Regions from separate parts of the Homo sapiens genome. Here regions 2 and 3 are each linked to region 1. Evidence: chromatin loops called from intact Hi-C (ENCODE). Cell type or tissue: CD4-positive, alpha-beta T cell. All regions are shown on one strand.

Region 1 (2,500 bases):
TATCCTTAGATCCGTTCTGATTACTGATCAGCAAGGTTAGGAACACACTGCGTGAGAATACACTCATTCTACTCATAAAGTTGTCTTCATAGAGCATCTGAAATTGCTAGTTGCACTTTTGAGTCTAATTTTGAAGCCAAGGGCAGAAGAGACCCCTCAAAGATCTGTTTGTGGTTACTGTACATAAGTCCTCCCCATAAGTCTTCTGGCTCACCCCCAATTTTGTGCCACATCTCAGATATGGGGAGACCAACAAACAGGGCCATGTCAGCTCCCACACTGGGTCCTCTGCTCATGGGGTGCAGCCCAGTGGGACCACAGAATGGAGCACCTGTGGCGGGCTAAGGAGGCTTCATAGAAGATGTGGCACATGAACTGTGCCTTCAAAGAGTGATAGGAATGCATGGGTTTGTGCAAAGCCACAGAACTCTCAAATGGGAGGACCCTGAAACAAAAAACCTGCTACTGTTCAGTGTACTGGGCACAGAGGTTGGGAGTGAGAGCCAAGAGAGGCATCTGTGATTTTCCCAGAGCTGCCTGCACAGCCTGTGCAGTGGCTCTGCACTAAGGTTCCCAGCCAGAAGGGCAGTGGGGAAGGAGGAGGGGAGGGAGCTGTAGAGAAGTGGGAGAGGAGACCCAGAGGTGGTGGGCTCAACGTCCAGTCCAGGTGTGTCAGTTTGGTGGCTGGAAGTTTGGGTGTCTCCCACACTCTCCCAGGGACTGCACATTCCTCAGCACATTTTAAATACCATAGGTGGGGTTCGTGTGAGACCCTACTTCCCTAAGAATGAAGAACTTTCCCTGGATGCCAGGACTTTAAAAACTGTTGGCAGAGTTCCTTTCTTGCGTATGACTGTTGGTGATGCACATTTGTACCTGATGAAGGTTTTGTTTGGAAAGAGTTGTCCTCTCATTGAGTCAAGGCCTTTAGGCTCTGACTCAACCCGCTGTTTTGTTTTGTTTTGTTTTGTTCCATTTCCGTCTAGTACGTGCTTTCCTCTGTGGTCAGCCATCACTTCCTCCCAGCCCGGAACACGCATAGGAGTGACTGGCTTTTCCGAGGGCACTGAGGAAGTCTTGATACTGATACCAGTTCCTTTTTGAAAATAAGAATGGTAGTTTTTATCCTTGAGCTTATTTTGTTAAGTCATTGTGGATGTCTTTATCTTCCTTTCCATTGGTTTTCATGCCCTTTTAATCAGGTTTACATAAGTAAGAGCATTTATCCATGTGCTTTGCTACATACTTATCTGGAATGCTTGGTTCAAAGGGCAATAAAATAAACACAACCCAATACAGTTGCATGGTTATTTATTTGGTGCAAGCTTGTTTGTTTGACTTCTCTGAAATGACTTACGGAAATATTGGTTTGCTTTCTTCTCCTAGATCCATCCAAGTTAACTGTGAATCAGCTGTGGGCTTTGCTAGGTAACACAGAATCACCCACTGAAAGCTGACCATGAGCTCCTAAAACATTTATTTCATGTCCTTTTAACAAAATGACTTGGAGGTCTTTCAGGGTAGCAGGATAAAATCATCTATATTTTATAACTTTTACCAAGGGATTTCCTGTTAGCAAACAGCTTATCTCTTGTGCTCTCTGCTGTTCTTGGCTTCATATAAGAAAGCACTAGTAATGTTAGATGAAGGACTAAATATTTGAAGGCATATTTACTTCAACACCTGTTGGGTGGATCAGCTCATGTTTCTGAAAAGCAAAGCAAGGAGGTAGAGTTCTAACACTCTAGATTTCACAACTTTTGTTCATTTGTCTGCAGCCATATGGTTTAAGCAGGATCATGCTAGCTAACAGTTTAACCTAATCTGTGACTGTGATCTCCCTTCCAAAGAGTACCAGTAACATGGGCTAGATGCCATCTTTATAGAACTTTCCAGTTTCTGAAAAGGTTTGTGTGATGGGAACAGAGAAAGAAGCCATTGCTGCTCTCAGTATATAGTACAGCTGCAACTTTAGACTTAGAAGCAGTGAGGAATTGGCATGAAGATAGTATTTGGGACTAGCTTCTTTCCATAGTGATTTTGTGAAATGTGTTTTACTACTTCTCTTAGTATTTTGCATACTCTTCTGAATGTGCTGTGTAGAATGAACCATAACATTTTAGGTTCTAGCCTTTATCCTCTTTGTGAATTCAGAAACATTAGTTTTTTTCAGTAACATATCTAAGTTTGGTAATATTGGTCTTACCTAAAGAACCAAAAACATCTTCCAAGTTCACCCATGTACTTAAAGTTTTTCTTAGTTTTCTCAGAGCCTAGGAAAAATCAGAACTTTTTAATATCCATTAGGTGATCAAAGTGTGAGCCTATGATATTGCATAGAGAGTAAGAAACTAGCTGCAGTTATATTTCCATTATCTTGGTAAGAAAACAAAAGAGCCTTCGGAATGTGGTCAGGAACACAGGGATAAGGGCATGCATTCACACATGCCATCTCCCAGGGCCACAGCCTGTCACCCTGGGAGCGCCGCTCTTCATAGCC
Region 2 (2,500 bases), 47 kb after region 1:
TACAGTTCCATGGGTTACTTTATCTGAGTGCATAAACTCGAAATAAATTTCATGATGATAATGAAAAAAGTAAGCCCTTTCCATGCTTTGATTTTAAGTGGAAAGTTACTCTGGCAGAAAAGCAAAGTGGGAAGGCTGGGGGAGAGGAGGAGGAGGAGAGAGGGGGTTAGAAAAGGCTTGGGGAGCAGCACGTTCATGACTTTATTGAAGACAATGGTGGTAAAATATTCCCAGCAGTGATGGCAAACACACAAAGCCCTGGTTCTAAGTGCTTTACATATATTAATTCATCATTCCTCTCCACAACCCCATGAGGTAAATAGCATTGTTACTTTTGTTTTACAGATCGGGTAGCTAAGTCATAGAGAGGTTAAGCAACCTCCCAAGGTCAAGCAGCTAAGAAATCAACTAGCTAATGTTGACTATCCAATCCCGGAAATCCTGAGAGAACACTGTGGCATAGCAATACTCTATTTAGTTTTAAAAATTACTTCAAATAACTGAGGGAAAATTCAGCCTTGTTCCTAGAATGAAAAACTAAAGAAAATAACAGATTAATACATGTTGGATTTGGAAGAATTTAATGAAAATAACTAGCAAGACACTCTGGCTTGAGGCTGCTTCTCCAAACATGTTTTCCTGACCATGCCAACAGACACAGCCCCGGTCCCCACTGAGCCCAGAAGGGGACGGCATCCCTGGTGACGAGGGAACCCAGACCCTCATGTACACCTGAAGAGCCCGTGTGTGGCCTCTCCAATGAGGCCGTCATCACTGTTTGTACTCTCTTGCCCCAAAGAGTTAGGAAGCATTAAAAAAAAAAAAAAAAGTTCGCTATTTCAAAACGTTAAACTTACTAAAATCAGTGAAGATTTTTTTCTCACCTAAACTGGGCCTTGATATTGCTCGGGCTTGCAGATCTGGTCTGTATTTCTTTCTCTTGCTTTTCTCTCAGGATCCTTTCAGCCAGCAGGAAGTATGTGGCTGTGATATGGTTATACCTGTTGGTTTCCAGGGCTCTGAGGAAAACAAGGTGAGAGCAAACGTCAGCCATATCAGGAGGTTTTTTTACAAGAAGCAGAATTGATTTTTAAAAGTACAAGCAAGTTAAATTCAATGGCTGGAATCTTTAAAATTATGCAAAAAATGCAAACCAGAAAAAAACCAAACTAGTAGTTATTTAGGTCACTCAAAGTTCTAAAAACAACTGCATAAAAATGTTCATATTTTTATGAAGATTTTTCGTAAATGAGAGAAAAATCCAAAATGCCAACAGCAGCTGAGTTAGACGTCAGTTTTAGACACATAAGATAAGTGCACGCATTATTCAAAATTTGAATTTGTGTGTACAGTGTTTGTATTTGTTCAGGTGGTTTACTTGCTTCCACTAGAAGTACATGAAGACGAAGTCTGTGTTACATGAATGTGCACTGAAGTACTAATATCAGTCAGAAAACTTAGCAAATGTTTTTATTTTCATACTCCCTCTGCATTTACTGGCAATTTAGGCACTACAGAATTATTAAAGAAATTGAAAGCATGTCACCATCAATTGCTTTGAATAAAATCAATGTAGTCATTGATCCGTTTAAAAAGTAATGTTCACCGAGTACCTAGTCTGGCTAGACACGGTGCTGGGACACAAGGCCCACCAAGGCCCACAGCCCTGCCCACTCTCTTGTAGCTGACCTGTCACAGGACATACATACTAGGAGTGTGCTTTGGCTTTGGCGGATTCCACAAGGCCAGGAAATACGTAACTACGTTTTCAGAAACTTTCTGTAGTTACTGAAAATACTCACACAATGAACACTTAGGAAAGAAGCAAGAGACACCATTTTTCAAAATGTACACTGGGGTCACAACTAATGGGGGCAGGGCAGGCTGAGGCATGAGATTACAAAGGAAGTATCCAAGGTGAAATTCAAGGGTAGAATGACTTATTAGTTTCTTCAGCCAAGTACTAAATACAGGAGTTGGCTTGGGTTTGGAAATGTATTGTGAGAGAAAGGTGTGTGTTGGAACTCAGGAGTCACCCTCAGAACAAGCAGCTTCTCATGATGTGAGCAGCAAGCACGGAGTGAGGCTAGCTGAGAGGACAGCAAGACGCTCACCCAGCTATCGGGAAACCAACAAACTGGCAAACTGGAGTCACCTGAACCATTTAAATTGCACTACCTTTTGGATTTATAATTGAATTTATATTAAGTAGTTCTAGATGACACTACTACATGTATATATGTATTTATTTAAGCTAAGAACGTAAGGCCAATTCAGAGAGATACAAACAGCCTTTTACCCACTCAAAAGTGAAAAATCATTTTCTACACATTCCAAAAGTCAGTGTCTGTAGCAGAAACAGCAAGTGTCCCGTCTCCACCACATGTTTAGGTCATTTAAGTAGCTGTGAGTCAATACTGTAAAGAACCATAATACATTTGGAAACTTATAGAAAATTGTGCTTAAACCAAAATTAAGAACCTGGGTTTATTTTTATAAA
Region 3 (2,500 bases), 380 kb after region 1:
TTCCTGTGACCTCAAATTCCCACTTCCTGTGACCACACAAGCCCCTTCCAGTAGCTTCACACTGCCCATTCCCAGGGCGTAAAACAGCCTCTTCCTGTGATTTCACAGTGCCTCTTCCTTTGGCTTCACACAGCCCCTTCCTATGACTTCCCATTGGCCTTTCCTGTAGCTTCACACCACCGCTTCCAGTGACTTCACATTGCCCATTCCTGTGATATCAAAGTGCCCTTTCCTGTGGCTTCACACAGAACCCTGCCTGTGACTTCATACCACGCCTTCCTATGACTTCATACTGTCTCTTCCTGTGACTTCACATGGCCACTTCTTGTGACTTCCCATAGCCACTCATTCTGACTTCCCACTGTCCCATACTGCGACTTCACAAAGCCACTTCCTGTGACTCCCTGCAGCCCCTTCCTGCAACTTCCCACAGCCACTTCCTGTGACTTCCCAATGCCCCTTCCTGTGGCTGCACAATGCCCCTCCTTTTGGCTTCACACTACCCTCCCTGTGGCTTCACACTGCCTCTTCCTGTGACGTCACACTGCCCCTTCTGTGGCTTCAGACTGCCCCTTCTTGTGGCTTCACACTGGCCTTTCCTGTGACTTCACACAGCTTCTTCCTCTGACTTCACACCATCCCTTCCTTTGACATCCCACTGCCTCTTCCTGTGACTTCAGACAGCCCCTTCCCATGACTTCACACTCCTTCTTCCCGTGACTTCTCACTGACCCTGCCTGTGGCTTCACACAGCACCTTCCTGTGACTACCCCCTGTCCCTACCTGTGACTTCACACAGCCCCTTCCTGTGACTTCACACTGTGCCTTCCTGTGGTTTAACACTCCCCCTTCCTGTGGCTTCACACAGCCCCTTCCTGTGACTTCCTACTGCCCCTTCCTGTGGCTTCACACAGTCCCTTCCTGTGGCATCACACCACCTCTTCCTGTGACTTCACACTACCCCTTCCTGCCGCTTTTCAAAGCCCCATTCTGTGGCTTCACACAGCCCCTTCCTGTGGCTTCACATTACCCTTCCTGTGACTTCACACTGCCTCTTCCTGTGACTTCCAACAGCCACTTCTTGTGACTTCCCACTGCCCCTTCCTGTGGTTTCACAAAGCCCCTGCCTGTGAACTCACACTGCCACTTCCTCTGACCTCACCTAGCCCCTTTGTGTGAGTTCATACAGCCACTTCCTGTGACTTCACGTAGCCCCATCCAGTGGCTTTACCCAGTTCCTTCCTGTGATATCACACTACCCTGTCCTGTGACTTCCCACAGCCCCTTCCTGTGACTTCACACAGCACCTTCCTGTAACTTCCCACTGCACATTCTGGTGGCCTCACACTGCCCCTTTCTGTGACTTCCCACTGTCCCTTCCTGTTGCTTCACACTGCCACTTCTTTGGCTTCACAATACCCCTCCCTGTGGCTTCACAATGCCTGTTCCTGTGACTACCCACTGCCTCTTCCTGTGGCTTCACACAGCCCCTTCCTGTGACTTGACACAGCCCCTTGCTGTTACTTCCCACTGCACCTTCTTGTAACTTCCTACTGCCCATTCCTGTGGCCTCACACTGCCCCTTCCTGTGACTTCACAGCACCCCTTGCTGTGGTTTCACACGGCCCCTTCCTTTGACTTCACACTGCCTCTGTGACTTCTCACTGCCCCTTCCTGTGGATTCACAGAGCCTCTACCTGCGATTTCACACTGCCCATTCCTGTGGCTTCACATTGCCTCTTCCTGTGACTTCCCACAGCCACTCCCTGTGACTTCTCACTGCCCCTTCCAGTGACTTCACACAGCCCCTTCCTGTGACCTCATACTGCCCCTTCCTGTGACTTCACACTGCCCCTTTCAGTGGCTTCACACACTCCTTCTTGTGACTTTCCACTGCCCCTTCCTGTGACTTCCCTCTGCCCCTCCCTGTGACTTCCCACAGCTCATTCCCGTGATTTCCCATGCCCCTTCCTGTGGCTTCACAAAGCCCCTTCTGTAACTTCACACTGCCTCTTCCTGTGATTCACACAGCCCCTTCCTGTGGCTTCACACTGCTTCTTCCTGTGGCCTCACACAACCCCCCTTTCTCTGACTTCACATAGCCCCTTCCTGTGACCCCATTGCCCCTTCCTGTGACTTCACACTGCCCCTTCCTGTGGCTACACACAGCTCCTTCCTGTGGCCTCACACTGCCTGTGGCTCCACACTGCCCTTCCCTGTGACTTCACATAGCCCCTTCATGTGACTTTCCACTTCCCTTCCTGTGACTTCACACAGCTCCTTCCTGTGGCCTCACACTGCCTGTGGCTCCACACTGCCCTTCCCTGTGACTTCACATATCCCCTTCATGTGACTTTCCACTTCCCTTCCTGTGACTTCACACAGCTCCTTCCTGTGGCCTCACACTGCCTGTGGCTCCACACTGCCCTTCCCTGTGACTTCACATAGCCCCTTCATGTGACTTTCCACTTCCCTTCCTGTGACTTCACACAGCCCCTTT

Evidence for each region. A loop is a pair of places that touch in the nucleus more often than their neighbours do. Peaks named below come from ENCODE experiments on the same cell type or tissue, not always from the same donor. Only the 100,000 strongest peaks of a DNase experiment are listed, where the experiment ranks them.
Region 2: it touches region 1 in a loop (1.9-fold over the local background); 9 of 110 quality-filtered maps call a loop at or near these places.
Region 3: it touches region 1 in a loop (2.0-fold over the local background); 2 of 110 quality-filtered maps call a loop at or near these places.

The regions. Positions count from the first base shown.
Region 1 is chr3:43,388,381-43,390,880 of GRCh38, reverse strand. All of the region lies in intron 12 of ANO10 (anoctamin 10), which reads left to right. Among named protein-coding and RNA genes, the nearest start is that of SNRK-AS1, 38 kb to the right of the region's middle. In CD4-positive, alpha-beta T cell, no CTCF peak of the experiment used is centred here; a DNase peak (open chromatin) is centred at 1,010; H3K4me3 peaks cover 802 bases; H3K27ac peaks cover 2,107 bases.
Region 2 is chr3:43,341,863-43,344,362 of GRCh38, reverse strand. It overlaps SNRK (SNF related kinase), which reads right to left. Exons shown (of 7, transcript NM_017719.5): 6 at 885-1,019. Among named protein-coding and RNA genes, the nearest start is that of SNRK-AS1, 8.8 kb to the left of the region's middle. In CD4-positive, alpha-beta T cell, no CTCF peak of the experiment used is centred here; a DNase peak (open chromatin) is centred at 992.
Region 3 is chr3:43,012,486-43,014,985 of GRCh38, reverse strand. The region is part of intron 1 of GASK1A (golgi associated kinase 1A); the gene reads right to left. Among named protein-coding and RNA genes, the nearest start is that of GASK1A, 34 kb to the right of the region's middle. In CD4-positive, alpha-beta T cell, no CTCF peak of the experiment used is centred here; DNase peaks (open chromatin) are centred at 1,075 and 2,111; H3K27ac peaks cover 2,304 bases.